Regions from separate parts of the Homo sapiens genome. Here region 1 is linked to region 2. A link is an interaction called in ENCODE POLR2A ChIA-PET data of the cell type or tissue named here. Cell type or tissue: Panc1. All regions are shown on one strand. Each heading gives the region's core, and the rest is flanking DNA. Links, peaks and the distances in the headings are about the cores only. Region 1 holds the start of FCER1G (Fc epsilon receptor Ig). Region 2 overlaps PFDN2 (prefoldin subunit 2).

The links. Peaks named below come from ENCODE experiments on the same cell type or tissue, not always from the same donor. Only the 100,000 strongest peaks of a DNase experiment are listed, where the experiment ranks them.
Region 1: POLR2A ChIA-PET joins it to region 2 with 21 read pairs; 11 of 35 experiments call an interaction of 5 or more read pairs at or near these places.

The regions. Positions count from the first base shown.
Region 1 is chr1:161,206,661-161,218,638 of GRCh38, forward strand. NDUFS2 (NADH:ubiquinone oxidoreductase core subunit S2) reads left to right here. Exons shown (of 14, transcript NM_001377299.1): 4 at 2,533-2,653; 5 at 2,823-2,935; 6 at 3,197-3,271; 7 at 3,451-3,528; 8 at 3,644-3,729; 9 at 3,931-4,050; 10 at 5,691-5,820; 11 at 6,720-6,815; 12 at 6,989-7,072; 13 at 7,204-7,261; 14 at 7,496-7,735. The coding sequence ends at 7,533. It overlaps FCER1G (Fc epsilon receptor Ig), which reads left to right and starts at 8,635. Exons shown (of 5, transcript NM_004106.2): 1 at 8,635-8,710; 2 at 11,326-11,417; 3 at 11,581-11,616. The coding sequence starts at 8,662. RefSeq lists an enhancer at 10,556-11,542. In Panc1, for the core only: no CTCF peak of the experiment used is centred there; no DNase peak of the experiment used is centred there.
Region 2 is chr1:161,100,867-161,113,476 of GRCh38, forward strand. PFDN2 (prefoldin subunit 2) reads right to left here. Exons shown (of 4, transcript NM_012394.4): 2 at 1,421-1,509; 3 at 1,182-1,305. Among named protein-coding and RNA genes, the nearest start is that of KLHDC9, 8.8 kb to the left of the region's middle. RefSeq lists an enhancer at 11,491-11,720. In Panc1, for the core only: no CTCF peak of the experiment used is centred there; no DNase peak of the experiment used is centred there.

The DNA of each region.
Region 1 (11,978 bases), core at 3,979-11,978, 110 kb after region 2:
AGTTTGCTGCCCTTAAAACGTGAGGGGAGGAAGGTGTTGAGAGGAGTAACCCGTTGAGATTACTCTTGGTTGGGTGGATGGAGGGAAGTGGCAGGGGATGCTTGAGTCATTAGGATTTGGTTTATTTAGCAGCAGTGCTTTGAAGCTGGAGCTATACTCAGCTTTTCTCTGGCTGACTTTTTGGCAGGCCCCTTTGCCATTACTTGAGTGCCTCAGTTTCCCTGCTCTTACGTTAGACTAGTGCGTCAAAGCCAGTGTCCCTAGGGGCAGGGAAAGAGAAAAGACATTAGCTCGCTAAGTTTAACAGCTGATTCTTGTATCTTCCAGCTGTCTACGTTTGTTTTCAAAACATTCAATGAGTCACAGCAACTCAGAGAGGGTTTATGACAGTTTGCCATTTTTAGGAGAACTGTATAACCCAAATGATGAAGGTCAGATTTGAAGGAGTTGGATCTCTAATAGGAATCTGAAGTTTTTTTCTTACTGTCATGAAGAAAGGTCCTGATAACAGGATGGTAGGATTAGGATTTAGATCCAGCCCAGTGTCGGGGTGAACAGTGACTAGAATGTGATTCCCCAAGAGAGCCTCGGCGATGACAGTTTCTGGTCCTGGAGTCTATGGGTTAACCCCTGTAGCATTAGCCCCCGTCACAGTGACATCAGAATAAGAACAGGCTGTCCCAGCTAGTAGCGTCTTAGCTCCACCCTCTTCCTGGAAGCTGAAGCTGGTTCAGCAGACAGCTAGGACTTGGCTTTTTGGCATTCTGGAGGAAGGACCATTTCTACCTGATGCTCTGTCTTCCTTAAATACCTCACTCTGGCCGGGCTCACGCCTGTAATCCCAGCACTTTGGGAGGTCGAAGCAGGTGGATTACTTGAGGTCAGGAGTTTGAGACCAGCCTGGCCAACAAGGTGAAACCCCATCTCTACTAAAAATACAAAAATTAGCCAGACGTGGTGGTGTGCGCCTGTAGGAGAATCACTTGAACCTGGGAGGCAGAGGTTGCAGTGAGCCAAGATGGTGCTACTGCACTCCAGCGCCTGGGCAACAGAGCAAGACTGTGTCTCAAAAAAAAAAAAGATTAAAAAAAAAAACCCTCCCAGATACTCTTAAGACTGATTGCCTTTCTCCTTCAGTATCTGAAGTTTTTTGTTTGTTTTGTTTTTTTCCCTACGGAGTCTCGCTCTGTCGCCCAGGCTGGAGTGCAGTGGCGTGATCTTGGCTCACTGCAACCTCTGCCTCCCGAGTTTAAGCAATTCTGTTTCAGCCCCCAGAGTAGCCAGGATTATAGGCACGCACCACCATGCCTGGCTAATTTTTTTTTTTTTTTTTTTTTTTTTGAGACGGAGTTTCACTCTTGTTGCCCAGGCTGGAGTGCAATAGTGTGATCTTGGCTCACTGCAAACTCCACCTCCCAGGTTCAAGCGAGTCTCGTTCCTCAGCCTCCCAAATAGCTGGGATTACAGGTACTCACCACCACGCCCAGCTAATTTCTATATTTTTAGTAGAGATGGGGTTTCACCATGTTGGCCAGGCTGGTCTCAAACTCCTGACCTCATGAGCCACCCTGACTTGGCCTCCCAAAGTGCTGGGATTACAGGTGTGAGCCACCGCGCCTGACCAGTATGTCAGTTTTTTAAATTTTTATTATTTTTTGAGATGGAGTTTTGCTCTTGTTGCCTAGGCTAGAATGCAGTGGCATAGTCTTGTCTCACTGCAACCTCTGCTTCCTGGGTTCAAGTGATTTTCCTGCCTCAGCCTCCCAAGTAGCTGGGATTACAGGCATGCACCACCACGCCCTGCTAATTTTGTATTTTTAGTAGAGAAGGGGTTTCTCCATGTTGGTCAGGCTGGTCTCAAACTCCTGACCTCAGGTGATCTACCCGCCTCGGCCTCCCAAAGTGTTGGGATTACAGGCGTGAGCCACGTGCCCGGCCAAGGACTCTTGACAGTGGTATCCTGGAGCTAGCTCATACGGGCTTGCAAGAGTGCAGTTGTTAAATTTTCAGGAGTTTTGTGAGCCAGTTGTTGAACATAGCCATTGTCAGAAATTAATTTATATAAGCTTATGATTTAATACATTATATTAAAAGCAAAGGTAAGATTAAATATTCAAAGCTCATCACTTCATTATTTTACCACATTTTACTATGCTCTGCCTTTGAGGTATTTGCTTTGAATGTGTCTGTATGGTGGAAATACTGTATAATGGTGTGGTATTCTTCCCAATGCTGCATTCAGTTACATGATATTGGTAACTTAAAATTGGCCATTGTGGGAGTATTTTTACCATGGAAATTGGCAAACATGACAAATCAGAGTCCTCCCTCACTTTGGAGAGCCAGTTTTTAAACATTTACTAGAATACTACTGGTTTTTGGGATATTTTTACCTGCCTTGTTGGGGCTCCTGAGACTAGAAAGGCTTATACAGCACCAACTTCTGGTGCCGACTGAGAGCAAGGCTTCAGGCAGCCAGACTGTGGGCTCCTGAGCCTGTTAGATGTGACCCACATTCCTCCCTCTTCCCAGGCCCTTCCATACTTTGACCGGCTAGACTATGTGTCCATGATGTGTAACGAACAGGCCTATTCTCTAGCTGTGGAGAAGTTGCTAAACATCCGGCCTCCTCCTCGGGCACAGTGGATCCGAGGTATGTCCCCCCAACTTTTTCTGTGGCCCACTGTGAGCATAGCATAGTGCCTTTTCCACCACTTCCCCGTTGAACCCAAGCTTAGTGTTCAGACCCCAGGCTCTGCCCAGACCTCTCTGTCCGCCTCAGTGCTTGGCTCCTATATCCTGTCTTCTCCTTGTCTTCACAGTGCTGTTTGGAGAAATCACACGTTTGTTGAACCACATCATGGCTGTGACCACACATGCCCTGGACCTTGGGGCCATGACCCCTTTCTTCTGGCTGTTTGAAGAAAGGGAGAAGGTAAGAGTGGGAGGAAAGGATAGGAATAGGGAAGGAAGTGCAGGAAGTAGAGAAGGTATAAAGGAGACAGGAGATTAAAAGAAGAGAGAGAACATGGGAGAACATTTAGAGGGGGAAGGTATGTTTAACTTGGGTTATATTTGTAGAAACTATATCATGAGGGGTTGGTTGGGCACAAGAAGGCAGAAAGTGGGGGAGTAGGCCATCATAGGACCTGGGGGCCTGGGACTTTGACACTAATTCCCAGCACGTTCTATGAAGATGTTTGAGTTCTACGAGCGAGTGTCTGGAGCCCGAATGCATGCTGCTTATATCCGGCCAGGAGGAGTGCACCAGGTGAGCAGGTCCCCGGCTTCCCCAAATGTCCAGCCCAGGCCTATTTTCCCTGTGGCCACTGGAGGGCAGTGCTGGATGATGGAAACTCCAAACCTGTATCGCTGGGGGAGGGGGTGCTGAGAGGGCTCTCCTTAGTGAAGGCTATGCCACATTCAGTAGCACTTCCGTTTGGCTTCTAGGACCTACCCCTTGGGCTTATGGATGACATTTATCAGTTTTCTAAGAACTTCTCTCTTCGGCTTGATGAGTTGGAGGAGGTAAGCTAGGAGTCAATGGGAAAAATCTCTCCCCCACAAGAAGGGCTAGAGAAATACAGAGATATTTGAAGAGTGTGAGGAAGAGTATTAACACACCAGTTTTCTTGATCAATAGTTGCTGACCAACAATAGGATCTGGCGAAATCGGACAATTGACATTGGGGTTGTAACAGCAGAAGAAGCACTTAACTATGGTTTTAGGTGAGGGGAATACAACTTCTCTCCGTAGGAGTGGGGGTGGGAGTGGGGGAGTTCCAGCCTAATATCTTGTCTTTGAAGACTTGTTGGCATCCTCCTAGTCATACCCTGAATGTGAAGGATCAACAAGGGAGGCTAAGGAAGAAGGAGCCTCCTTACTTAGTTTGTGGAGAGTGGCCCTTATTCCCATTATGCTCTCCACAGTGGAGTGATGCTTCGGGGCTCAGGCATCCAGTGGGACCTGCGGAAGACCCAGCCCTATGATGTTTACGACCAGGTTGAGTTTGATGTTCCTGTTGGTTCTCGAGGGGACTGCTATGATAGGTAAGGCCCCAATCCTTTCTTGGCTGATATTCCAGCTAGTTTCCCCTGCCTCACTCTTCTCTTTGCCACTTCCTTCTTTACCCTACTTCTCAGTGTCTGTGGGAGCTCTTGTGTGTGTTAGACGAGGTTGCTCTCAAAACACTTTCACATATATGGAATCTTACTTATTTTTTTCTTTTTTGAGACGGAGTTTTGCTCTTGTTGCCCAGGTTGGAATGCAATGGTGCAATCTCGGCTCACTGCAACCTCCGCCTCCTGGGTTCAAGTGATTCTCCTGCCTCAGCCTCCTGAGTAGCTGGGATTACAGGCATGAGCCACCACGCTCAGCTAATTTATGTATTTTTAGTAGAGACGGGATTTCTCCATGTTGGTCAGGCTGGTCTCAAGCTCCTGACCTCAGGTGATCTACCCGCCTCGGCCTCCAAAATTGTTGGGATTATAGGCGTGAGCCACCACACCCGGCCTATGGCATTCTTTTTATCTTTACATTATCCTTGTCTTAGATGGAGCTAGCTTTGGCTGCATTTTATAGCTGAGAAAGCTGAGGCATAAAAGTTAGGGATTAGCTGGGATTATTCTTCAGGAGTGGTCGAGACTAGAATCCTCCTGATCCAGTGTTCTTTCTAGTAGATCCTAAGCTTCAGATTCTCCTCCTGGGCCAGGCACAGTGGCTCATGTGTGTAATCCCAGCATTTTGGGAGTCCAAGGTGGGTGGATCACTTGAGGTCAGGAATTCAAGACCAGCCTGGCCAACATGGTGAAACCCCATCTCTACTAAAAATACAAAAAATTAGCTGGGTGTGGTGGTACATGCCTGTAAGTCCAGCTACTTGGGAGGCTGAGGAAGGAGAGTTGCTTGAATCTAGGAGGTGAAGGATGCAGTGAGCTGAGATGGAGCCACTGCATTCCAGCCTGGGCGACAGAGCGAGACTCTGTCTCAAAAAAACAAAAAACGAAAACCAAAAACAAATTCTCCTCCTGTTTTCTCACCCTGAGTCAGATTTGTTACTGTGTATTGTTTTTTTTATTTTTGTTTGTTTTATTTTTTGAACCTGGTAGCTACTGCTGTTATTTTTGTTTGTCCATTTGACTCTCACCCATCCTGTGGTCCAAAAAGTGCTTAAGGAGGTAATTAAAGAAATAAATACTACAGGCCATGTTCTGAGAAAATAAGGAGAGGGTTTGGGGAAGCACCCAAGAGTAGAAGCAAACGATTACAGGGGGCTGGGGTTGGTGGCTCATGCCTATAATCCTAGCACTTTGGGAGACCAAAGCAGGCAGTCGCTTGAGCTCAGGAGTTGGAGATCAGCCTGGGCAGCAAAGTGAAACCTCGTCTCTACAAAAAATATTCGGATGTGGTGGTGCACGCCTGTAATCCAAGCTACTTTGGAGACCGAGATGGGAGGATCACTTGAGCCCCAGAGTTCGAGGCTGCAGTGAGCTGTGAAACCCTGTTTCAGAAAAAAAAAAAAAGACTACAGGGTTTATATGGGTGGCCAAGCCAAGCAGAGATGCTGTACTTGGAGAAAAGAGTGGGGAGAGTTGACCTAACCCTTTTGAGGTTGGCCAAAGGGCATCCTTCCTAGCCCCATACCTGCTCCTCTGACTGTTCTTCTCTTGCTCTGTCTCATCTTCTTGAGGTACCTGTGCCGGGTGGAGGAGATGCGCCAGTCCCTGAGAATTATCGCACAGTGTCTAAACAAGATGCCTCCTGGGGAGATCAAGGTTGATGATGCCAAAGTGTCTCCACCTAAGCGAGCAGAGATGAAGGTTGGCTGCAGGGAGGGGGAAAGTGTGGGGTGTTGGAAAGGGGCCAGTGGCTGGGGAGGAGTATCCTTGGATTAAATCCTATCTTTTGGTTTTCTTTTTTTTTTGAGACAGAGTTTTACTCTTATTGCCCAGACTGGAGTGCAATCTCGGCTAACTGCAACCTCCGCCTCCCAGGTTCAAGCAATTCTTCTGCCTCAGCCTCCCAAGTAGCTGAGATTACAGGCGTGTGCCACTACGCCCAGCTAATTTTTTGTATTCAGTAGAGACAGGGTTTCACCATATTGGTCAGGGTGGTCTCGAACTCCTGACCTCAGGTGATCCTTGGCCTCCCAAAGTGCTGGGATTACAAAGCGTGAGCCACCACACCCAACCCAGTTTTCTTTTAATAGAGAATTTACTGTGTAGTAAGAGATTCGGGTTTTTTTTATTTTTTTATTTTTTTTGAGACGGTGTCACGCTCTTTCACCAGGCTGGAGTACAGTGGCATGATCTTGGCTCTCTGCAACCACTGTCTCCTGGGTTCAAGCGATTCTCCTGCCTTAGTCTCCCGAGTAGCTGGGATTACAGGCACCCACCACCACGCCCAGCTAATTTTTGTATTTTTAGTAGAGACGGGGTTTCACTCTGTTGGCCAGGCTGGTCTTGAACACCTGACCTCTTGATCTGCCCACCTCAGCCTCCCAAAGTGCTGGAATTACAAGCGTGAGTCACCGCACCCGGCCATATAAGAGATTCTTAATCTCCCATAGCTCTCCTGTTTTATTCTGTATCCTCTCTGCTTACTGACTGACATGTGGCTTTAGTCTCCCTGAGGGTAGAGATTATTTTCTGTGCTGGGGGAGGCCTAGGAGACAGAGTTTGGATATGGTTTATTGATGCTCCCTGTTTCCTCTCTTCAGACTTCCATGGAGTCACTGATTCATCACTTTAAGTTGTATACTGAGGGCTACCAAGTTCCTCCAGGAGCCACATATACTGCCATTGAGGCTCCCAAGGTAAGGAGAGGAGGGGAAGGAAAAGACCATATGTAGAGTAGGTAGCTAAAGATAGATGTTTAACAAATAGCTCATTCATCAATGAGAGAGAAAACAGAATGAATAGAGGTTTTGTTGGCAGAGAAAAATACTCTTCATGTTAATACAGACACCCAACCTTCTTCCTTGAACAGGGAGAGTTTGGGGTGTACCTGGTGTCTGATGGCAGCAGCCGCCCTTATCGATGCAAGATCAAGGCTCCTGGTTTTGCCCATCTGGTAAGAATCAATCCCAGTAACTATAACTCCAATGAATTAAACCTGACCTTGGTTGAGGTTTTTATGAACTCTTCTTTCTCCTCCCACCTTGCAAGTCTTAACTAACATTGTTGCCATCTCAATCTCCCTAGGCTGGTTTGGACAAGATGTCTAAGGGACACATGTTGGCAGATGTCGTTGCCATCATAGGTACGAGGCCTATTGTGTAGTAGAGGTATCCTAGACAAAGGAGTTCGGGACGCCCACTGGGGACAGAAGGAGAACACTTCCTGTTCACCATAGGCCATGGCATGGACTCGGGTCCTCAATCTTTTGAGCACAGTAATGGGTTCTGGATCTTGGGTAACACCACTTTTTTTGTTTGTTTTGCCTCACAACAGGAAGATAAGTAACATCACTTTTTTCCTCCATCCTCTCACCTAGGTACCCAAGATATTGTATTTGGAGAAGTAGATCGGTGAGCAGGGGAGCAGCGTTTGATCCCCCCTGCCTATCAGCTTCTTCTGTGGAGCCTGTTCCTCACTGGAAATTGGCCTCTGTGTGTGTGTGTGTGTGTGTGTGTGTGTGTATGTTCATGTACACTTGGCTGTCAGGCTTTCTGTGCATGTACTAAAAAAGGAGAAATTATAATAAATTAGCCGTCTTGCGGCCCCTAGGCCTAAACTTCTGGTATCTTAGTGTCTCAGTATCTTAGTGTCCTTCACTCGGACTGTAAACCTAAGAATGTTCATTAACCCTCCATTCCTGTTAGATTCAGTCAGGTCTTAGCAATTTTTCCTGCTCGTCTCCACCCCCTTCTCTGACTCTTGTCCTTTCCACTTCTCTATTCCCCATTTCCTCTTTCGCCTCAGTTCCCTCCTTGCCCAAACCTTCTCAGTGCCCACATAACTTGGTAAACCACTCAAATCAAGACCTGGGGTAAAGTTGGGAGGGAAAGGGCTATAGTGGGGTCTGAGGGAATGTTGACGGGCAGTTTCACACAGATAAATCTCTGAACCAGCCGGGCGCAGTGCCTCACGCCTGTAATCCCAGCACTTTGGGAGGCCGAGGCGGATGGATCACCTGAGATCAGGAGTTCAAGACCAGCCTGATCAACATGGAGAAACCCCATCTCTACTAAAAATACAAAATTAGCCGGGCGTGGTGGTGCATGCCTGTAATGCCAGCTACTCGGGAGGCTGAGAGAATCGCTTGAACCTGGGAGGCGGAGGTTGCGGTGAGCCGAGATGGCGCCATTGCACTCCAGCCTGGGCAACAAAGCAAGAGTCCGTCTCAAAAAAAAAAAAAAAAAAAAAAATCTGAACCAGGTGGAGTGGAAAATGGCAGATGTAGACAGCCTTTCCTGAGCGTGAAAGTCTCCTCATTCTGTGGGTTAGGAGTTGGTCATTGAAGGGCTGACGCTTAAGAGCCCAGATCTCCCAACTCCCTTAGTTGGCCCTTCCGGGAGCCGCCCGGTCTCTTGTGCAGGAAGGGGAAGGGGCCAAAGCATGGGGGAAGGCGTGGCAGGAAGAGGGGGACTCTGTGGTCAGGGAACTGCTCGCTGAGCACAGCTGCACAGTGCTGTCAGAACGGCCGATCTCCAGCCCAAGATGATTCCAGCAGTGGTCTTGCTCTTACTCCTTTTGGTTGAACAAGCAGGTAAGAGGGTTTGGTGAGGGATAGCGTGAGCTGGCTCCAGGGTGGAAGTCCAGAGCTTGGGTCTGAGGGCCAAGTCAAACACAGGTGAAGGAAGGCTGACAGTGGGTAGGTGGGCATAGGGAGACCCTGAGGCTAGTCCTCTCCAGCCCCGACCCAGGGCACTAGACTCATAGTTCCCTCCTTTCTTGTTGCCTTCTTACTTCATTCCAGACTTTTCTCCGTATTATTATTATTATTTTGGAGATGGAGTCTTGCTCTGTCACCCAGGCTGGAGTGCAGTGGCGCAATCTCTACTCACTGCAACCTCTGCCTCCTGGGTTCAAGCGATTCTCCTGCCTCAGGCTCCCGAGTAGCTGGGACTACAGGTGCCCGCCACCACGCCCGGCTAAGTTAAGTATTTTTGGTAGAAACCGGGTTTCGTCATGTTGACCAGGGTAGTCTTGAACTCCTGACTCAAGTGATCCACCCACCTCGACCTCCCAAAGTGCTGGGATTACTGGTGTGAGCCACTGCACCCAGCTATTATTATTATTAAAAAAAGACAGGGTCTTACTATGTTGGCCACATCGGTCTTGAACTCCTGGCCTCAAGCAATTCTCCCACCTCGGCCTCCCAAAGTGCTACTGTGCCTGGCTGACTTTTCTCTTTTCAGGGTTGATAGAAAGTGGCAGGGGAAGGGTCTGGTTGTATGGCATGAAGAGCTGGTCTGGTGAAAAGCCTCATTTCTCATGATGAGCATTTCCCATGGGGTGCCTTTGGTCTTGTCTGCTGGGAGCTGATCTCTAGCTGGTTTAATATACAAAGCACCCTTGGTGCCTATAATTCCAGCTACTCAGAAGGCTGAGGCAGGAGAATCACTTGAACCCAGGAGGTGGAGGTTGCAGTGAGCCAAGATCGCACCACTGCACTCTAGCCTGGGGGACAGAGTGAGACTCCGTCTCAAAAAAAAAAAAAAGATTTTACATATATATCTCTATCTATCTATCTATATACACACACACACACATACACACACACACACACACACACACACACACACACATATATATATATATATAGAGAGAGAGAGAGAGAGAGAGATAACCCTTTAGGAAGGTAGGACTCTGTTCTTGTGCTTGGGAGTAAGGCAAGGATATAGCCAAGACAAACAGACGGGATTGCTGTTTCTATGGGTCATTGTTAATGCTCCATTCTGTCAGCAGTTGATAATGAGGGTGGGCAGCATGAGATCCCCAGTTCCAGAGACCTGAGCGTCAGCTGAGAAATAGAGGCAGAAATGGGAAGGTCTCTGAAGCTCTACAGCTCCAGCCACTATCTAAGAATTCTCACTCCTCGTTCACTCTGTGTTGTCTGTGCTGGATTGGTGTGTGTGTGTTGGTGGCAGCTGGGTGTTGGGGAGGAGGAGGTCAGTAAACTTCAGGGAAACTGTGGAAATTGAAAGAGAATGACTGGGGAGGAATTCCAGCAGCCTAGCTGAGAAGGTGGGAGCAAGTATTAAGTTAGCCACTGGTCTGCTGCCGTGGGATGAGGAGGGAGGAGGCCCGCTGAGGCACAAAGGAAAGCATGGGCTTTAGAGGCAGAAAACCTGCATTTGAGTTCCAGCTCTGTCACTTAACTCTGTGGCTCTGAGTGAGTTACTTAGCTTTTCCGAGCCTTGGTTTCGTCACCCATAAAATGGCGATGATGATGTTTCCCTCACAGGGTAGTTTTAAGATTTGTGCAATATCGTGTGTGTGAAAGAGTGTTGCAGAATAAAAAGTACTTGACCGATGTCAGCAATTGACTGACGTTAGTCACATGTTCCCTACTGGTCCTCTGATACGGGGTGAGAGCAGTCTCTGGAGCCCAGACTTGATTTGATTTTTTAAATTGCACAAAACTTCCCCTCTCAGAGACCCAGAGAGTGAGTAATAGGGCAGAGTAACAGGAGCTGGAATCCATATAGCTGTGGTCATTCCCCCAGCCTTGTGTTCAGGGCCAAAGGTATCTGTAAGGTCTGGGAAAAACAGACACACTTTTTTTTTTTTTTTTTTTTTTTACATATTTAAGTGTCTTGTGGTGGGACAGAAAGCAACAAGGCTGAGGCTAGGAGATGACCAATGATAGAGTAATTGCCTTCTCTCCCTTCCCCAGCTCACATCCTTCCTGTCCAGCCCTCAGCCACAGGTCACAGGACTTAGTAGAGACACTTCTGTGGTTTCTTCACTGAAATTTGCCACTACCTCTCCCTCCCACTACCCATCTTGGCTGAGGTTTTGGTTTCAGTCCAGTGGACTCAGATGGGTCCCTTGAGGTGGATAAAGTGCTCAATGGTGCCTGAAGAACCCACAGTGCTAAAAAGAAAAGGTTGGGGGCTGAGGGGGAAGGCCTCAATTATTAGTCCGTGTGAGTCCCATTTCAATAGAACCCTCAAGCTTCCTATCCTAGCCTGACCCTATGGTGTGGGAGGAGGGAAAGGTAAGGGCAGTGGAAGGCCAGAGAGAAACAGAATTTCTTCCCTTAGACGGCTCCCCTCCAGGCCCTGTCCTACCTCCCAGAGCCCCTTCCCTTCTCTCCTCTGAGTACCAGATCCTCCCTGATACCCCCGACCCCATGGGCATCCTCTATCCCCTCAGCGGCCCTGGGAGAGCCTCAGCTCTGCTATATCCTGGATGCCATCCTGTTTCTGTATGGAATTGTCCTCACCCTCCTCTACTGTCGACTGAAGGTAGCGCTGGGCAGGGTGGGGTAAGGGCTGGAAGGGGAAGTGGGAGGAGGGCAGCAGCAAGGATTCGAAGAGAAGGAATAAAAGGGGATCCTCCACAAAGTTTGGAGGGAAGGGGGATGGGCCATTAACTTACCCTTTACTGATAACCTTTCCCCCATTCCAGATCCAAGTGCGAAAGGCAGCTATAACCAGCTATGAGGTATGGACCCTCCTACACCTGGTGTGGACAACTTTTCAGACCCTCAGCCCTCCTGGGGCTCTAGCCTGGGTTTCCGGGCCTCTGGGAGGGCCTGCCTCTCAGGTGCTGATCTGCATACACCTCAGAGGCCTCCCTCCCACCTTACCTAGCCAAGCCACAAGTAAAATATTCAGCAGGTGACAGGGAAGAATCAAGCATAGAGTGATAAAGAATATGTGAGAGACTTGGATGTAGTATGTCGGGTGTATATGTGTGCTTGTAGCCATGTGGGCAAACAGGTATCCATGTCCCAGAGTGTCCATGTGAGTGCCCTCTAGCCCAAGGTGGCTGGCTGCCCACCCCCCATGCCTCCCTGGGTGGGG
Region 2 (12,610 bases), core at 2,555-10,554:
ACAAGTGACAGGGATTATATAAGGAATTCAGGACTCCTTTCCCCCACCTGGAATGGACTATGGTTGGAGGAAGTGTTAACACATTTAACCTTACCTTTAACCAAGTAGAGGAGCCCAGACATTAAAATTATTCCTTTCTTGAACACAGTGGTTTATACACTTTAATGTACTTAGAATCACCTGGGCTGCTTATTTTTATTTTTTACAGAGACAAGTTCCTACTATGTTACCCAGGCTGGTCTCAAACTTCTGCCTCAAGCAGTCCTCCTGCCTCGGTCTCCCAAAGCGCTAGGAATACAGGCATGAGCTTATTTTTATTTTTTCATTTTTTATTTTTAATATTTTTTTTTTGAGTTGCAGCATCGCTGTGTCGCCCAGGCTGGAGTGCAGTGGTGCAATCTCAGCTCACTGCAAGCTCCGCCTCGCAGGTTCACGCCATTCTCCTGCCTTGCCCTCCCGAGTAGCTAGGACCACAGGCGCCCACCACAACGCCCAGCCAATTTTTCGTATTCTTAGTAGAGATGGGGTTTCACCATGCTAGCCAGGATGGTCTTGACCTCCTGACCTCGTGATCCGCCCGCCTCGGCCTCCCAAAGTGCTGGGATTACAGGTGTGAGTCACTGCAACCTGCCTAGCTTATTTTTAAAATGTCACTTCATGGCACTCCCAAAGGTTCTAATCCAGTGGGTCTGGGAAGCTGCATTTATAAATTAGTCCTTCAGGTGATTTTGATTCATGTATTCGTGAAACACACACTATGAGAAACATTACTCTAACCCCAATCCTCCCACCCCAATTCAGCCAAGTCACAGAGCCCACAGCAGTCAGCAATTCCTCTTGTCTAAGAGTTGCACTTAGCATAGCATAATGAGCATAGGCTATTTTATGCTGCCCTCCTTTTATCTGAGACAGGGTCTCACTCTGTCACCCAGGCTGGAGTGCAGTGAGGTGATCACAGCTCACTGAAGCCTCGACATTTTAGGCTCAGGTGAGTAGCTGGGACTACAGGCACATACCACCATACCCAGCTAATCTTTTGTATTTTTTGTAGTGATATGGTTTCACCATGTTGCCCAGGCTGGTCTCGAACTCCCGGACTCAAAGAGTCCACCTGCCTTGGCCTCCCAAAGTGCTGGGTTTACAGCCACTGTACCCGATCCTATTCAATGATTCTTGCTCACCTGCTCCTTGTTGTTCTCCAAAGCGGGCAGCACCTCTTTGACAGTTCGCTCCACCAGCACTCCTCCAACCATGCGGTAGCACTTACGAGTTTCATCTACCTCCTTCAGTGTATCGATCACTAGGCTGGGATAGGAGAACAAGGCAGGACCTGAGGATTCAGCCCCACTCTACTACAAATCCCCCTCACGGAGTAGCCCACACAACTGTCCTACTGTTTGCCTCTCCCTGACTTTCTCACCTGTGCTCATTCAACTCCATCTCCAACTCAGCTGCTTTGGATGCCAGGCCTCGCTGTTCCTGCCGAAGGCGGTTGAAGCCAGCAATCACCTAACAAGGTGAGAGAAGAGATGAAAGAGGGGATAGTGGAAATGGCAGAGGGTCCAGATAGCACATAGGGTGGCAGGCTTTACAAAGGTGCAGTAGTGGGCACCTACCTTGGAAAAGGAGTAGAACCACAAGTTTGCGATTTCTACCTAAAATTTTTCTGGAATTCCATTCACCAAACACGGAGGGCTTACTATTTTTGAGATATTTGAGGGCCCACTGAGGGATATCACAGAATAGATTTGGCCTCTGGCTTCTCCTGGCTCATAGTTTGGTGGGAAATAGGCATTTAATATAAGAATGGGGGCCAGGTGCGGTGGCTCACACCTGTAATCCCAGCACTTTGGGAGGCCAAGGCAGGCGGATCACAAGGTCAAGAAATTGAGACCATCCTGGCCAACATGGTGAAACTCTGTCGCTACTAAAAATAGAAAAATTAGTTGGGTATGGTGGTGTGCGCCTGTAGTCCCAGCTACTTGGGAGGCTGAGGCAGGAGAATCATTTGAACCCGGGAGGCAGAGGTTGCAGTGAGCCAAGATCGCACCACTGCACTCCAGCCTGGCGACAGAGCGAAACTCCGTCTCAAAAAAAAAAAAAAAAGAATGGGGTTGGAGAGCTACTGGAGTACCTACAGGGGAGCCTAGACTTGCAGTGAGGGCTGTCAGGAAGGGCTTTGTAATGAGTAACTTTTGTTTGGGTCTGCTCAGTATCCCATCCATTGGGGAACTGCCCCTCCTTAACTTGGTGTGGTTCTTTTGGGGCTACTAACCACATGACCCCTGACCCAGGGGCAGTGACCTATGGAATCTCTCTACAGGAATTGGAATTTTGCAGACAAATGGGTATAGAAGACAGCTGGAGTTAAGATTCCTATTGGTTCTGTAGAGATGACCTTCCATTCCTATTCCTAGATTCCCTAAAGCTGCCCCAGTTCTTGAACTTTGTTCAGTCTAGTTATTTAGCCTTCTTTTTCATTCTGTTCAATTCTGTGAAATACCCACTATTATTCAAAAATAGCCCTTTAAAAAAAAAAAGGGCCAGGCGTGGTGGCTCACGCCTGTAATCGCAGCACTTTGGGAGGCCGAGGTGGGCAGATCACCAGGTCAGGAGATCAAGATCATCCTGGCCAACATGGTGAAACCCCATCTCTACTAAAATACAAAAAAATTAGCCGGGCATGGTGGCATGTGCCTGTAGTCCCAGCTACTCAGCAGAGGCAGGGGAATTGCTTGAACCCAGGAGGCGGAGGTTGCAGTGAGCTGAGATCACGCTACCACACTACAGCCTGGCAACAGAGCAAGACTCCGTCTCAAAAAAAAAAAAAAAAAAAAAAAAAAAAAAAGAAAGTTGGTCAAAGTTGGTTTCTGTAGCCTATAAACCCTAACTGATACAGAATTGATACAGGCTTCCTGAGGGATAATGTAATGGTCTTAAATGAAACCTGAAAAATCAGAGTGTGGGGGGAAAAAATGAAAAATATGAGGCTCAGAGACAAAAGACCAGGTTTCAGGTTCTGCCTCTGCTACTTTATTGGCTCTATGGCCTGGCACAGACATTTAACCCTGTGGTTCTTAACCATGGCTATATGTTAGAATCACCTGAATCATTTTAAAAACATGAATACTGGACCCTCAGAACAACTACACAACTACTGGGGGTAAGGCTCAGGCCTCAGTATTTTTAAAAAGATCTCCCACATAATTCTAATGTGTAGTGTGAACTGAGAACCACTGGATTAACCCCTTTAAGCCTTAGTTTTCTTACCTGCAAAATGCAGATAATGATTCCTACTGCATAAGGTTGTTGTATCATGTGAACCAATGAGTGTGAAACATCTTTGTGAACAGTGAAGTACATTAATGCTATCATGGACTTCTCTCCAAGTCCAGAATTGCCCCTTTAGACTCTCCTGGTCATCTGACAACAGTGGACTCAATCCATTCAAACCATTACCAAATACGAGTGTATTTGCAAATATCATCTCCAGTCACACAGCCAGAAACTTTCCCCTAATAAAGATGATTAACCACTTCATCTTTACTAGGGCCCTATCTCTTTTTTTCTTTTTCTTTTTCTTTTTTTTTTTTTTTAAGAAAGGTCACACACTGTCACCCAGGCTGGAGTGCAGTGGCACAATCATAGCTCACTGCAGCCTCAATCTCCCTGGGCTCTAGTGATCTTCCTGCCTCAACCTCCCAAACAGCTGGGACTACAGGTGCACACCACCTAATATTTTTGTAGAGACAGGATCTTACTATGTTGCTCAGGCTGGTCTCAAACTCCTGGGCTCAAGTGCTCTGCCTGCCTCAGCCTCCCAAAGTGCTGGGATTACAGGCATGAGCCAACATGCCTGGCCTGGCCCCTTAGCTCTAGTTCGCCTTCTGCAAGGATCACATACAGCAAATATTATCCAAATGGCTGACCTGCACCACCCTTATGTCCCTTCTACTGCCAATAAACCAAGGAGTAATACTTCACCAAAAACTTGTCATTCCAGCAACCTCCTCCTTTCTCCCATCTATCACCCCTTCATCTCAAGCTACTTTAGCCATTCATTTCAACAAATGCCTTGGAAATCTAACTTATCTACAGATTGTTTTTCCTTAACCTTCATTGCCTGTCTCAAAACCATCCCATTTATATTAGCTTTTTCTCCACTGTTAATATTCTAGATCAAAATAATTCCATCTAAAAAAAAATTATGACTAAAGCAGATTCTAGATGTTCCCTCAGCACCCAAATGATCCACTTTTCTGGATGTATGTTGTTAAATACATCAAAGAAATCAGCTTAAGTGTCTAAAATTTCTGATGCCCCAACTTTTAACTCCTGGGCTCAAGTGATCCTTCTGCCTCAGCCTCCCAAGTAGCTGGGACTACAGACATGTGCCACCACGCAATTATTTTTATTTATTTTTATTTTTTGTAGAGACAGGGTCTCACCATGTTGCTCAGGCTGATCTTGAACTCCTGGCCTCAAGCAATCCTCCCACCCTGGCCTCCCAAAGAGCTGGGATTACACGCAGGAGCTACCATGCCCAGCAGAATTTATTTTCCTTAGTAATTAACAGGAATCTACTTTTCTTTTCTTTTCTTTTTTTTTCTGAGAGGAGTCTTGCTCTGTCGCCCAGGCTGGAGTGCAGTGGCGCGATCTCAGCTCATTGCAACCTCCGCCTCCCGGGTTCAAGCGATTCTCCTGCCTCAGCCTCCCAAGTAGCTGGGACTACATGTGCATACCACCACACCAAGGTAATTTTTATAATTTTAGTAGAGATGGGGGTTCCACCATATTGGTCAGGCTGGTCTTGAACTCCTGACCTCAGGTGATCCACCCACCTCAGACTCCCAAAGTGCTGGGATTACAGGCGTGAGCCACTGCACCCGCCTGAGATTTTTTTTTAATTCCAACTTTTCTTCAACATTCTTGCTAATAACTAATTTCCTCTTGTTCCATTTTATGAACTTTTAATCAAATACCAAACTAAAATCTACTTAAACATGTTGAGTTATCTACAGTTATTATGGAAAATTTCAGCCATAAGTGCACTTAAAGGAAATGAAATCTCTTAGCAGCTGATATAGTTTATGTGTCCCCTCTAAGTTTCATATTGAAATATAATCCCCAACTTTGGAGGTGGGGCCTGGTGGGAGGTGTTTGGATCATGGGGGTAGATCTCTCATGAATGACTTGGTTGCCATCCCCTTGATGATAAGTGAGTTATTGGTCTGAGTTCACACAAGATCTGGTTCTTTAAAAGTATGACACCTACCCCTCTTTATTCCTCCTGCTCCCACTATGCATAAGACACCTGTCCCCTCTTTGCCTTTCATCATGATTGGAAGCTTCCTGAGGCCACCCCAGAAGCAGATGCCATGCTTCCTGTACAGCCTACAGAACCATGAGCCAATTAAACCACTTTTCTTATAAATTACCCAGTCTCAGGTAATTATAGCAACACAAGAACGGCCTAATACAGCAGCTAACTGCAACTTAACTGTAGACTATATGTAAATAAGCCAATATTAAGCCATTTCTGGGGTCTGCCAGGTAATGAAAACAGAGAAGCTATCCTCTATTCCCACATTTTTCCTTTTAAAACATAACTTTTCTAATAGTCTTCTCCCCTATGGCTAGGACCTAATTATCCTTCCCTTTCCTTATTCCTTATTCTCTGTCTGCTGTAAGCACAGATTGACACATCAGTGTTGCGTCTCTCAACCCTATTAAATCATCATCTATGTACAAACAATTTTTTTCTTTTCTTCTTTAGACAGGGTCTTACTTGAACTCCTGATTCATCTGTTGCCCAGATGGAGTACAGTGGTGCAATCATGGCTCATTGCAGCCTTGAACTCCTGGGCTCAAGTGATCCTCCTGCCTCCACTTCTAGAGTAGTTAGGACTATATAGGCACCCATCACCACTCCTGGCTAGTTTTTTAAACTTTTTGTAGTGATGGGGTCTCACTCTGTTCCCTAGGCTGGGGTGCAGTGACACAATCATGGCTCAGTGCAGCCTTGAATTCCTGAGCTGAATGAAGCGATCCTCCTACCTCAGCCTCTTGAATGATGGGACCATTGGCATGTGCCACTATGCCCGGCTAATTTCTGTATTTTTTTGCAGAGACAGGGTTTTGCCATATTGCCCAGGCTGGTCTTGAACTCCTGGGCTCAAGTGATCCTCCCATCCTAGCCTCCCAAAGTGCTGGGATTACACGAATGAGCCACCAGGCCCATACCCTATTGATATATTTTTAAAAACTGCTTAACTAGGGCCGGGCATGATGGCTCACGCCTGTAATCCCAGCACTTTGGGAGGCTGAGGTAGATGGATCACGAGGTCAGGAGATCCAGACCATCCTGGCTAATATGGTGAAACCCGGTCTTTACTAATAATACAAAAAATTAGCCGGGTGTGGTGGCACATGCCTGTAGTCCCAGCTACTTGGGAGGCTGAGGCAGGAGAACTGCTTGAACCCAGGAGGCGGAGGTTGCAGTGAGCCGAGATCGTGCCACTGCACTCCATCCTGGCTGACAGAGCGAGACTCTGTCTCAAAAAAAAAAAAAAAAAAAAAAGCTTAACTAATCCTCTGCGTTAGAACATTTAGGTTGTTTCCAATTTTTCTGTAATAAATAGTACCAATATAAAATCTCTTTGGACAGGCCTGGCATGGTGGCTCATGCCTGTAATTCCAGCAGTTTGGTAGGCCAAGGCGGGCAGATTACTTGAGGTCAGGAGTTCACGACCAGCCTGGCCAACATGGTGAAACCCCATCTCTACTAAAAATACAAAAATTAGCCGGGCGTGGTGGTGCACACCTGTAGTCCCAGCAACTTGGGAGGCTGAGGCAGGAGAATCGCTTGAACTCGGGAGGTGAAGGTAGCAGTGAGCCTAAGATCATGCCACTGCACTCCAATCTGGGATACAGAGTGAGATTCTGTCTCAAAAAAACAAAACAAAGGCCAGGCGTGCTGGCTCACACCTGTAATCCCAGCACTTTGGGAGGCCAAAGCGGGCGGATCACCTGAGGTCAGGAGTTCGAGACCAGCCTGGCCAACATGGTGAAACCCCATCTCTACTAAAAATACAAAAAATTAGCTGGATGTGGTGGCGTGTGCCTGTAGTCCCAGCTACTTGGGAGGCTGAGGCAAAAGAATCGCTTGAACCCAGGAGGCAGACGTTGCAGTGAGCTGAGATCACACCACTGCACTCCAACCTAGGCAACAGAGCGAGACTCTGTCTCAAAAAAAAAAACAAAAACAAAAACAAAAATAAAAATTAAAAAAAAAAAAAAAACAAGGCTGGGTGTGGTGGCTCACCCCTATAATCCCACCACTTTGGGAGGCCAAGGCCAGCAGATCATTTGAGGTCAGGAGTTCAAGACCAGCCTGGCTGACATGGTGCAACCCTGTCTCTACTAAAAATAATACCAAAAAATTAACTGGGTATGGTGGCACATGTCTGTAATCCCAGCTACTCAGAAGGCTGAGGCAGGAGAATCGCTTGAACCTGGGCGACAGAGGTTGCGGTGAGCCAAGATCGCACCATTACACTCCAGCCTGGGCACAAGACCGAAACTCCGTCTCAAAAAAAAAAAAAAGGAGAATCACTTGAACCCAGGACATAGAGGATGCAGTGAGCTGAGACTGCGCCACTGCACTCCAGCCTGGGCAATAGAGTGAGACTCCATCTCAAAAAAAAAAACAAAAAACAAAAAAAACCTCTGGACAAATAATGCACGATTTACAGCCACTTTTCTTGAATTTCTTGAATCGTATTCCAAAGTAAGATCAATGAGTCAAAAAGGCATTAGCATTATTATAGCTTCCACTGCATGTCGCTAGAAAGCTCTCCAAGATGACCAGATTAATTTATACTGCTACCAGCAATATCATGATTATATCTCTTCTCTTTCCCCAGAGCCCTAATGGTAACTTTTATTATTTTTGTTACTTTAATAATTTTTAGAGTTGGAATGTAACTCCAGAAACCTTGGAATCATCCTTGATTCACTATCCACATCAAATTAATTACATGTGTACTACTTATTATACCCTCCTGATTTCTATACTGCCTCCTGATTTGCCCCCTTTAATCTACTCCCCACACTGCAGCATAAGTGACCAAAAATATAAATCTAACCAATTATTCCTTTGCCTAAAACCTTCTCAATGCTCACAGGATAAAATCTGAACTCCTCAAAAAGTCATATAAAGACCGGGTTCCAGTTTACCTCTCCCAATCAGTTGTTCCCTCCACATCTTAACTCAGCACTCAGTGTCCTAAGTCACTGGTAGTTTCCCTTAACAGCTGTCTTCAGGCATCTGCATAGAATCTTCACCCTACGTTTGGTATACTTTCCCAAACCTCTCTCATTCAGTTTTTCTCTGCTTAAGTCTAGTTCTTTCTTCAGGTTTCAACTTAGATTCTTCTGGGAAGCAGAAGAATCTGGCCATCTTCCATTCCCATATGTTAACCCTTTATATGTGCTCATATAAAAATGCATATTAGTTACTTAAATAATTTGACAAAATCTTTTCTATTTATATTGTGTTATTTTCCACCATGCAGACTGCCTTCTATTCTTTATCTTCTTTTAAAATTGTAAATATGCAAATGCAACCTATTTTAAAATATCTATTTCTTTCATAGTCCTACTATAATCTGCCTTCCACAGTCTCAAGAGTAAAGGAACACCTACTATATGCCAGGCACTGTGCTAGACTATCTCATTTAATTCTAAAAAACAAAAAAGACGGTAAGACCTGTACCTTCAATTTGTAAATAAGGAGACCAAGGCTGGTGGAGTGTTGTGTGGTGGTCAAAATAACATAGTGTGGATCCAGGCACGGTGGCTCACGCCTGTAATCCCAACACTTTGGGAGGCAGAGGTGGGCTGATCACTTCAGGCCAGGAGTTCGAGACCAGTCTGGCTAACATGGTGAAACCCTGCAGATCACTTGAGGCCAGGAGTTCCAGATCAGCCTGGCCAACACGGTGAAACCCCATCCCTAATAAAAATACAAAAATTAGCTGGGCGTGGTGGGGGGAGGGTGCCTGTAATCCCAGTTACTCGGGAGGCTGAGGCAGGAGAATCGCTTGAACCTGGGAGGCGGAAGTTGCAGTGAACCCAGATTGTGCCATTACACTCCAGCCTGGGTGACAGAGCAAGACTGTGTCTCACAAACACAAAACAAAATAGTGTGGGATGGGCGCAGTAGCTCACTCCTGTAATCCTATTACCTTGGCAGGCTGAGGCAGGCAGACCACTTGAGCTCAGGAGTTCGAGACCAGCCTGGCCAACATGGTGAAACCCCATCTCTACTAAAAATACAAAAAATTAGTCGGGTATGGTGGCTTATGCCTGTAGTCCCAGCTACTCGGGAGGCTGAGGCAAAAGAATTGCTTGCACCTGGGAGGCGGGGGTTGCAATGAGCCAACACCACACCACTGCACTCCAGCCTGGGTGACAGAGCAAGGCTCCGTCTCCAAAAATAAAAAATAAAATAACCTAGTGAAGTGCAGAAATCATACCTGTACCCAGGTTTGTCTTAACTCTAAAAATCTCTGTTAATATATTATTCCTGGCTTATCAAATATTAATTTCTTATCAAAGCAAATTTATATTCCTGTTTTCTTTTTTGTTTACCATATAGTTTTAATAATTTTAGGAAAAAATCTATAATCATTACCTTTCTCTCCAAAATGTCCTAGGGTCTTCTTACATGACATTTACTCTTACTGGTTTCAATAGAAGAATAGAAGAGGTAGAGAGTTATGATTGGATGAACCTGGAAAAGCATGATCTGGGATACTGCTCCACTAATTACCTTCTTTTCAGTTCAGTGCCCCCTTTTCTGAAGAACATACTCAACTCTCTGTCAAAGAAAACTTCTTTGACCTTATTACTCCATCAAATAATAGTACTCATCCCTTCTCTTCATGAAATTTTTTTTTTTTTTTTGTAGAGACTTTTTTTTTTTTTTGAGATGGAGTCTCGCTCTGTCGCCCAGGCTGGAGTGCAGTGGCATGATATCGGCTCACTGCAACCTGCACCTCCCAGGTTCAAGCAATTCTCCTGCCTCAGCCTCCCGAGTAGGTGGGACTACAGGCGCCCGCCAATGCGCCCGGCTAACTTTTTGTATTTTTTAGTAGAGATGTGGTTTCACCATGTTAGCCAGGATGGTCTCAATCTCCTGACCTTGTGATCCGCCCGCCTCAGCCTCCCAAAGTGCTGGGATTACAGGTGTTAGCCACTGCGCCCAGCCCGAGATGGGGGTCTTACTATGTTGCCCAGGCTGGTTTCAAACTCGTGGCTTCAAGAGATCCTCCTGCCTCAGCCTCCCCAAGTACTGGGATCCAAGTAGCAACATAGTAAAGTGGAAAGAACCCAAACTTCTTATTCTGACCTGGGTTGAAATCCCAGTTTTGCCATTTACTTGCTATATGACTGAGTCACTTAACTTTCCTTGTTTCCTCATTTATAAAATGGACTTAATATAATATACCACAGGGCAGGGTTTCTCAACATTGTCACTACTGACATGTTAGGCCAAATCATTCTTTGCTAGGAGGGCTGTCTCAGGCATTATAGGATGTTTAACAAATCCCTGGACTATACCCACTAAAAGTCAGTAGCAACCCCTTTGATTTGTGACAACCAAAAATGTCTCCAGACACTGCCAGATGTCTCCTAGGAAAAGATAATGCCAGTTGAGAATCACTGCTACAGGGTAACAATGAGAACTAACTGAGATAATAGGTCAAGTGCCCGATACAATGTAGATCTTCGACTCCCCTTTGGTTTCCAGGTCCCTTCAGTTCTCCTTCCTATCTCAAGCCTCCTTCTTTCTCCTTTCTGAAAGTTCTTCCTCTTTCACTCCCACAATGGCCACAGGATCTAAGATTCTATTCATAGCACTTCTTCATTACCTACATTATTTTTGAAATTATTTTTTATTGATTCATAATCATATTTTCATGGTATTGTGATAATTTGATATATTCATATAATCAAATCAGGGTAACCTATACTATTTCAAGTGGCATTCTTAGCTACTTCTATAGTTCCAGCAATTGCCTTTATTCTACTTGCCTGCAAAACCAGGCCTTTTCAGAAATTCTAGTCCCACATTTACAAGTTAGAGGAAGGAGCTTTTTTGTGCCTGACAGAAATGGCTTAACGTCAGACCATGACAAGTTACTTCTTTTCTGAATGTTTCTTCACCAATAAAATACAGATTAATACCTGTCTCACAGAATGCATAAGTATTAATTACTTCTTTTCTGATGTTTCTTCACCAATAAAATACAGATAATACCTGCCTCACAGAATGTTGTAAGGATTAAGTAATTACATCAAGAACTTAGGACAATATCTATCATATAACAAGTTTTCAATAAATAGTAGCTGCTATTATTACAGATCATCTCCACCTAAATGTCCCATGGATATCTTAAACTCATGTTGTTCAAAGCTGAAGTGATCTTATCTCTTCTATTTCTGCTACTGACATCACTCTAGGCCTCCTGGTAGGAAACCTTAGTTTCATCTTTTGTTTTGTTTTTAAAGATGGGGTCTCCCTATGCTGCTCAGACTGGTGAAAAGTGGTTATTCACAGGCACAATTATAGCACACTATAGCTTCAAACTCCCAGACTCAAGTGATCCTCCTGTCTCAGCTTCCTGAGTAGCTGGGACTACAGGCACTTGCCACCATACCCAGGTTCATCTTTGAACATACCATAATCCCATGAACTGCCAAATGTATTGCACTTAGTTTAGCAATTTCTCTTAGGCTCACTGACATAACCCTAGTTCAGATGTTCATTACATTCTTATCTGAATTACTGCAATAGTCTTCTAAATGATCCTATTTTTAGACTCCCCAAACCTACCCTACACACTGCTAATTTAATCTTCCTAACACTTAGATGACATAGAAAAATGTTCAACATATACTATTAGGCTTAAAAAACAGATTACAAACCAGTACATACTGTAGTATAATCCTAATTTTATAAAATATGTAAAAAAAAAAAAAAGCTCCCCCTTCCATCCACACATATATACACAAAAAGACAAAGGAGGGGGGAAAAAATCTCTCAAAGGATATACTCCTAAATGGCAAGAAAAGTTATCTCTGGATAGTTGGATTATGGGCAATTTATTTCCTGGTTTGAACTTTTTCCTTTGTTTTCTGCAGTTCCGACAATAAATGTATTATTTTATATAAGAGTTAAACAATTAATAATATAACATATATCCTTCTGTGACTTCCTCACTGCTTATGTTAAAAAGTCATAAATTCTTTGGCATGCACTCAAAGACCTCTATGGCCTTATTCAACTACTCTCCTCTTATCATATTCCCTACTTTCTATTCCCACTGCTACCTGTTCAAATCCATCCACTCCTTCAGGGTTCTGCTCAAATACCTCTAACATAATCATGGCATAAGTGAAAAAAATACCTGATTCTTAAGTCCCTCATTTAAAAATCCTGCTCTTCCAGTTACTGACCTTGGGCAAGTTAACTAAAGCCTCTGAAATTAAAATGTCCTCACCTATAAATGGAGGACAACACAACCTACTTCAAATGGCAGTA